2 separate regions of the Homo sapiens genome follow, and region 1 is linked to region 2. The links are chromatin contacts, found by Hi-C or POLR2A ChIA-PET in ENCODE. All regions are on one chromosome and are shown on one strand. The core of a region is the stretch at or near the end of the contact, and the rest is flanking DNA. Distances in the headings are between cores, read along the strand shown. Region 1 overlaps ELOVL2 (ELOVL fatty acid elongase 2). Region 2 overlaps LOC105374928 (a long non-coding RNA gene).

The links. Hi-C counts contacts between places; a loop is a spot of excess contacts on that map. ChIA-PET counts read pairs that join two places held with the same protein, here RNA polymerase II (POLR2A). Pooled maps may share reads with other maps.
Region 1: a loop to region 2 is called in a pooled map, with 2.2 times the contacts of the local background. The contact joins two enhancer-like sites. A Hi-C loop is called at or near these places in 1 of 168 maps with a recorded cell type or tissue (IMR-90) and 2 of 50 pooled maps. POLR2A ChIA-PET finds 5 or more read pairs at or near these places in 2 of 52 experiments (PC-9 and WTC11).

Annotation. Positions count from the first base shown.
Region 1 is chr6:11,006,137-11,009,851 of GRCh38, reverse strand. The region is part of intron 2 of ELOVL2 (ELOVL fatty acid elongase 2); the gene reads left to right. Among named protein-coding and RNA genes, the nearest start is that of ELOVL2-AS1, 36 kb to the left of the region's middle. Within about 2 kb of position 2,056, at least 3 of the 41 ENCODE cell types and tissues checked have a DNase peak (open chromatin) inside an H3K27ac peak, as active enhancers do.
Region 2 is chr6:11,494,447-11,498,451 of GRCh38, reverse strand. The region is part of intron 3 of LOC105374928 (a long non-coding RNA gene); the gene reads right to left. Among named protein-coding and RNA genes, the nearest start is that of TMEM170B, 41 kb to the left of the region's middle. Within about 2 kb of position 1,576, at least 3 of the 41 ENCODE cell types and tissues checked have a DNase peak (open chromatin) inside an H3K27ac peak, as active enhancers do.

The sequences.
Region 1 (3,715 bases), core at 807-3,306, 490 kb after region 2:
TAAAGACCTAAGTCATATTGCATGGCACTGTAGCTTAAAACTCATCAGTGTCATCCCACTGCTCTCAGGTAAAAACCAAACTTCTTATCATGGACTGCGCACCCTTGGGCTGTCTAACCCCAGCAACCTCTCCAACTCAGTCAGTATCCGTCGTCCTCACTGGCTTTCATACAGCTGCTCAAGCCATCTTTTAATTCTGCAAATATGTAAAATTCTTTTACGTGCTATTCCCTGAGCCTGGAATTCCTTCCTAGGATCTCCTACCCCTCCCTCCAGATGAGTCAGTTCCTGTCACACTTGAGGTGTCAGCTTAAACGTTGCCTTTTCAGTTGGGCTTTGCCTCTCTAAGGTACAGTAGTCCCCCCTTAGCAGCAGTTTCGCTTTCTGCAGTTCCAGTTACCCGTGGTCAACCATGGTCCAAAAATAGGGGAGCACAATACAGTAAGATATTTTCAGATAGAGAGATGACCACATTCACATAACTTTTATTATAGTATATTGTTATAATCTCTTACTATGCCTAATTTATAAATTTTCCATAGGTGTATATGTACAGGAAAAAGCATGGTACCTACAGGGTTTGGGAGTATCTGCAGGCTCAGGCATCCAGAGGGGTCTGCTGTGGTCCCTCATCATTCTGTTTCAACCCTTGTTTACTTCCTTCAGATACTTCATTGTTACCAACAGCGATTTCTCCCAGAAGGGCAGGAACCCTGGCTGTTTTACTCACCATTTATCTCCAGGGTTTATTACAGTTCTGGGAACATATTCAGCACTGTATATTTTCCAAATAAATGAATGAATTCTAGACAGAAGGTTTCATTTTACTTGAGCCTTATTGGCTCACAGAACTGTGAAAAGTCCTTAGTTCTCTACAAGTTATTTCCTCAGCCCTATTGGAGGAGTGAGAGAGCAAGGAATGAGGAGGTTTTCCTGTTTCTCAAGATCTTTAAACAATCACTTGAGTATTTAGGCCATTCTCCATTTTCTCCATGGGCTCTATTAACTGTTCTAAATGCATGACTATATAGTTTTAATATAATGATACTGATTCTATACAGCTTTGAAAAAATCCTTTCACATAGGTTTTTTTGCTTTTTCCATTTAACCTCCTGATGACTCTGTGGGGTAGGCAGGGCAGAATATCTTTATCTTCTAACCTACTTTTACTATGTTCTCTCCCTTACAGTTCTAGTGGGTAGAAAGGAGAACAGCTCAGTGTAGAGGGCATGACCCTCTCCCTTAGGCATGCAGGACCCGGGACCCCTCCCTTAGGCATGCAGGACCCAGAGCCCCCTCCCTTAGTTAGGCATGCAGGACCCGGAGCCCCCTCTCTTAGTTAGGCATGCAGGCCCCGGGGGCACTCTCGCTTAGGCATGCAAGATCCAGGAGGAAGTATGATTTGTTGGTGACAGTGGTTTTCTGTTTGACACTTCGACTAGACAGTTAAACAACAACTTGTCTGCGCCAAGTTCACTGAGCTTTGCTGCCAGTAAGATTGGCGTGATCTGGAATTATGTGGATGTGGGATCAATTGAGGAAAGGATTACAGTTGTTTACTCTGCATTGGTCATTTTATGGAATTTTCCTTTGTAGCAAGGAGATTGTAAAATTGACAGTTGACAGTGGAATCAGATGAGCTCCACACTGACAAGGTGTCTAGCATGTAAGCCATCAGGAATCCTTTTTTCTTCCTAAAAGTCTCACACCCTGATGCTGACTGGCACATCACCGAATAAACCTCTCGGTGTCTCCTAGCCTCTTCTGATTTTGCCCACACCATGTTAGTACCATCAAGGGGTATTGTTCTGAGCAAATACTGACTCAGAGGAAGAGCTAACACTTCTCAAGTCCCAAAGATAAGAAAGTTTATTACAAGCATTTGTTCCTATCTTTTGGCTAAAACAACTATGATTATCCTTAACAACTGTAGCAAACATTTACAGCACTGTGACAAAAGAAAACAAAAACCTCAGGTGCTATATTAGTTTGCAGTATGTGCTTGACTCAATGTGCCAATGGATATGCATTTAATGAATGTTTCCTCTTAACTCAGCACTACGTGGGTATGAGTCAGACAGAGTAGAGATATAAGACCTAGTGGCTGTCTCCTGGAGCATGTACTATAGTTGGGGAGGTAAAGCCAGCACATCTGAAACTACTGGAAATCAATTAAATACTAAACCATGTGTGTTTGTTTCCTAGGCTGCCATAAAAAGTGCCACAAACTGGGTGGCTTAAATAGCAGAAATGTATTCTTTCACAATTCTGGAGGCCAACAGTCTGAAATCAAGGTGTCAGCAGAGCCTTGTTCCCTCTGAGGTTCTAGGGAAGATTCTGTACCATGACTCCCCGTAGTTTCTGGTGGTTGGTGGCAATCTCTGGTGTTCCTTAGCTTGGAGATGCATCACTCCAATCTCTGCCTCCCTCTTCACATGGCCGTCTTCTCTTTTGTCCTTGTATTCAGACCTCTCCTTCTTATAAGGACACTAGTCATTGGCTTAGGGCCCACCCTAATCCAGTATAACCTCATCTTAGCTATATTATATCTGCAAAGACTCTATTTTCAAATAATGTCACATTCACAGATACCAGGAGTTAGGACTTGAAGGCATCTTCGTGGGGGACACAATTCAGTCTAACACCATAACAAGAAGTAGCGTAGCAGTTTAGTGCAAGTCATTTCACTTTTCTAGGCCTCTACAGCTCAATTTTTCTTAAGGGTAAACTGGGATGATATTATCACCTATATAATGGGATTGCTTTGAGAATCAAATAAGTTAATACATGTAAAAGCCTTCAGAATAGTGCCTGGCACAGAATAAGTGCTCAGTAAATGTTATAGTAACAGTATCATAGCCATAATAATATGTGAATTAGAAAATGATAATAATTGTCTTGCTATGCATATGAGGAGCTATAAATATGAAAACACAGTAGGAAATGTCTCCCTTCAGAAGTCAGGACCTTTATCTGGGCATTAAAAGATGAGTAGGGTTCAGATATGGAGATGGACATTAGGAAGTGACACACAGCACAGACTTATGACAGGTGATTGCAAGCCTGCTGTATGAAAGGTGGTATCTGTTAGTCACATGAATGCTGAGAAGAGCTTTCTAACCTTTTTATCTCTATCACCAATGGGAGATATTTATAAAATAAGTGATGGGACAGTCAGAGCTTCAGAAGGCACTTGCCTTGTAGAAATGGTACTCTGTAGGGCGGGTGGTTTAACAAGAGGCTGGGGTATACAGGGTAGGATGCACCAGAAAGGGACTTAGAAAACAAAAAATTCAAGAAAAGGCCATTGCCTGTTGGTGAAACCAGCTCACTACAACTCCATTTGTGGAGGTTAAAAGCAGCATGCAATTTTTATAATTCTGGGCCAAATCATTTTCTTTATTTAAACAAACAAAAAGAGCAGAATAGAGAACACAAATCATTTAGTGTCTACAATGATTTTCAGGTGTTACTAATTATATTGTAGCTCTATCATGTGGGTTTCATTTAGGCTTTTAAATATTCACTCTGCAGTGTAAGGGGCCCTGATGTATTCAGCTGCTTGCCTCCCTGCTGTGTAAACGTCCAGTCCCATGGCCAGATCTGGGTCCTCAGTTCTGAATCACAGCTCCCAGGCTTTGCCTCTGCTGTCTGCAGCCTCCAGGCTTGCTGCACGGTCATCCTATTGCTTTCTCTGAACCAGCTGAACTCTAAA
Region 2 (4,005 bases), core at 327-2,826:
AGCTACTCAGGAGGCTGAGGCAGGAGAATGGTGTGAACCCGGGAGGCGGAGCTTGCAGTGAGCCAAGATAGCGCCACTGCAGTCCCGCCTGGGCGAAAGAGCCAGACTCCGTCTCAAAAAAACAAAAAGACTGCAGTTCCAGCTCACAAATTGGGCAACATGATTATTGGCAGCTTTGAGTTGTGCCTGAAGCACAAAAAGGCTAGAGATGCAGGTCTGTCACCTGTGAAAGGGGAGGGAGAAGGAGGGTTAGTTAGGAAGAGTCTCAAACTGCAGTGCTGTCCTGCAAAAGTCTCAGCCAGCCCAACAGAGAGCTCCAGAGCAAAGGCTGCCTGTTGGAGAAGTTCCATGATGAACAGAAAGGGCCAGGCCCTGGCACGCCCACTGTGCTCATTAGCTGTTAAAGGTCTGCCTAGGAAAAGCATGGCCTCAGCTCAACTGCTGTGGCTAAGCAACCAGAGGCACTGCAACCAAGGCCATCACCTAACTGCACCCTCACAGCTAATCTACAAGTTCTTTCTTGAAGGGAGATCATAATAGCTCCATATCCCCATATTGGAGAGAATTCTCACTCTGCATTCTGCCAAGGAGCTGGTGTGTGTGTGCGTTTGTGTGTGTGTGTGTGTGTGTATGCACACATGTGACAAAGGTTTATTTAACTTATCAATGAATGAAGAAGGAGAAGAAAAATTACTATATATAGTCAATGAACAAAAAGAATGCTGGAATAAGACTGCAAGTGAAGTTGAAACTGGTAAATTATAAAACAACACAACTATAATCTGTAGGATTTATATTTCCTACTGGACAGAAATGAATTGCAACATAATGATCCTCCACAAGTTAACATTAACTTTACAAGAGTCTCACCTTCATCAATAGCAAATAATCAAAGTAACTTTCTTCCTGTAAAACTTCCCAACTGGGGGAACATTTGCCCTCTCCTCACCCCAGAGATATCTGACAATGTCTGGAGACATTTGTGGCTATCGCAACTAAAGGGATGAAGGTGTGCTACTGGTGTCTGGTGGGCAGGGGCCAGGGATACTGCTAAATGACCTATTACGCCCTGAACAGCCCCCACGGCAAAGAATTACCCAGACCAAAATTTCAATAGCGCCAAGACTGAGAATCGTGTACAGATGACACTTTTGACAGCTTATTAGGCAATGCTCTAGTATGACACCGAAAGGGCGTAAGAAGATCTTTAATGTTTCCTTCTGCTTTCACTTAAATGTAAAATTGGGATAATGATATATCGAAGCAACTTCATTTACGGTGAAGGATGATTAAATAAAACAATTGTGGTTGATTGTATTTTTACAAAGATGATGCACAAATATATATCCCATCCCACATGCTCTTCTTCTGACGTGACACTGACATTCCTGTATTGAGGGGTGGAGGCTATGTTCCCTTCCCTTGAACCTGGGTAGACGTTTGCAATTACCTCTATCAACAGAACACAGCAGAAGTGACATTTCCTGACCTCTGAGGCTGGATCATAAAAAGCAACACGGCTTCCTCCTGGCTCTCTTTCTGGGGACACCACCTTGGATGTTCTGAGCCAACATGAAACAAGTCTGGCTATGCTTGAGAAACCCTAAAGAGGGACTACATAGAGACAGAGAGAAGCTCCCACCCCAGCCTGTCCAGTCTTATCAGCTCAGACACCAGACACGGGAGCGAATGAGGCTTTACAATAACCCCAAGTACTGTCTGATTGCGATCTCATGTGAAAGAAGCCTCCAGGCAGAACCACCCGACAGAGCTCCTTCTGAATTCCTGGCCCATAGACACCGTGGGAGATAATAAATGATTTTGTTGTCTTAAGCTTCTATATTTTAAGATGATTTGTTCCATAGCAACAGACACTAAAACAACCATACAAAAATAGTCCTTAGCACCCTGCATGGAAAGTGAGTTAACTGGTCACTCTTGTGGGGTAGTTTTAGTATTTTTAAGTAATATTTATGTAGTATTTTTACTGTTTCCGTGCGCAAGAGGGCACACTGTCCGTTGACAGCCCTCATACATGGAGGTGTAATTTTCTAATCAAAGCACCAGGTGGAGCCAACCCCTAATTTTTCACTGTCCCTTTCAGAGGGTGAACTTGACAAAATGGAAAAAAGGCTTCAGAATCAAACTAGCATGTTTAGGGCGATGTGTTAGAGAATGCTCAGTATTCTAAATTCTCAAATTCTAAAACACAAGGAAGCTTATTTTGATGAATAACTCATCCCTAGGCAGGGTGTACGCACAAAAAACAAGAAAATCCTTTTTTTTCCTTTGTTAAATGCAACAGAGAAGGTTATGCTTTCTTTAAACCCTGAAAAGGAAAAGAGATCTGCCAGCCTATGATTTCTAAACAATACTGTACTTAATTTTTGCCATTATCTAGACACATAGCTAATGCAAGTCTCTGTTTGCTGTTTGCTTCTGACAGTAAGACAATATTTCTGAATACTGATTTATGGGACTCAGATAACATCTGTACCACAATTTTAGCTTAAACATTTTTAGGTTTACATGTTTTCTAGTCCTTTATTTTGTATACACGAATTTAATGCTCTAGTGGCTGTGAAAATGGGCCATGATTCCGATTGCAGGAAATCTGGGAACCAAATCCCTTAAAATGAATTGGGTGAACCAAATACATTGTATCTCCCTCTTGTCAGAGAAATTCAAAGCAGACTCTACCCATCAGCATTCACTGTAACCTGAGCAGGTTGGCAACCCGTCCTTATTATGATGATCTGCCAGTGCCTATGTAACTCCTGAAGGCTGATGCCTCTACCCTGAGATGGCTCAAGGATGGTTAGGGCAATAGAGCAGTGGTCTTGAGAATAAAGATGGTTTTGTGATCCGCTTATCTGATTAGAGGTTTATACTATAAAGTCAAGGCTTCATAGCCTGGTAGGGGATAAATCAAATGTCAGAAAGGATGGAGGCAGCTTGAACTCTGAAGAGCTGATTTTCTGAGGGTATCCTACAACTTTGACTCCACCCATACCCTAGCTGACCTGTCATCTTGCTAATTAACCACAAGAACTGAGGGAGAAAGTAAGGTGTGATCAGCTCAAGTAAGGCGTGATCAGCTCAAACCCTATCTATCTTATGCTGGGACTAACACAAAAGAAAGCCAAACACAATTATATGGTAAATCAGTAGAATCATGTTCCTACCTAACGTGTGTCTGTCAGGGATGAGACTGATTCCCATGCTTAACTTATGGCCCTGTCTCATCACTTTGTGCTCATAGAATGTATACGTGACATATTTTTCTTTGACACACTAGTACTGGCAAAGGCTGTCTTCTTTGGCTTAACCACAAATTGTGGAGCATGAGAGCCTCAGAACATCTCCAATCTCTCCCAGCTAGTTTCGGAAATTCCCAGGGACAATTGTGCACATGCTCTCGAGAAGTTCCCCTGGATCCTCAAAACAGCCTTGTGAATCCACAGTAGCTATGGTGACAAGCCTGCTGCAACTCTTTAGAGGGTACTTGGCTGGGTCCCACAGTCACTGATACTGACAGCAGGATTTTCGGGTCACTACTAAGCACTTCCCACAAATGGCCATGACCTCATTCCATGCACTTGGTAGCCTGTCAGTGCAGTGGCTAGAGTGTGATGAGGTAGGCAGGGAGGCAGCCTCTGTCCCTGTGACTATTATCCTCCATTGCTAGGCTGTCTTCTTGGGGCTCATCTCCTTAGGGTCCTTTATCATGTCTATGAGGGCCTGTTCAGGCATACAGCAGTATGAGCAGCCATTCGTACTACCCAGTCTCTCCAAAAATGACGAAAAACCATGTTTTGTGGCCCAGATCTGTATACTCTACCTGGGGATGACTTCTTCCTCATAAGGCATTCACTCCTCAGGCAAATAACATACCATGGTAAGCCCACCCTATTGCCCTTGCACCTCCGATGCACCCACATTAGCAGGCTCAGCCCATGCTAGTTCCCAAACTGACCTTGGATTGTTCAAGCAACTTTAAACCCA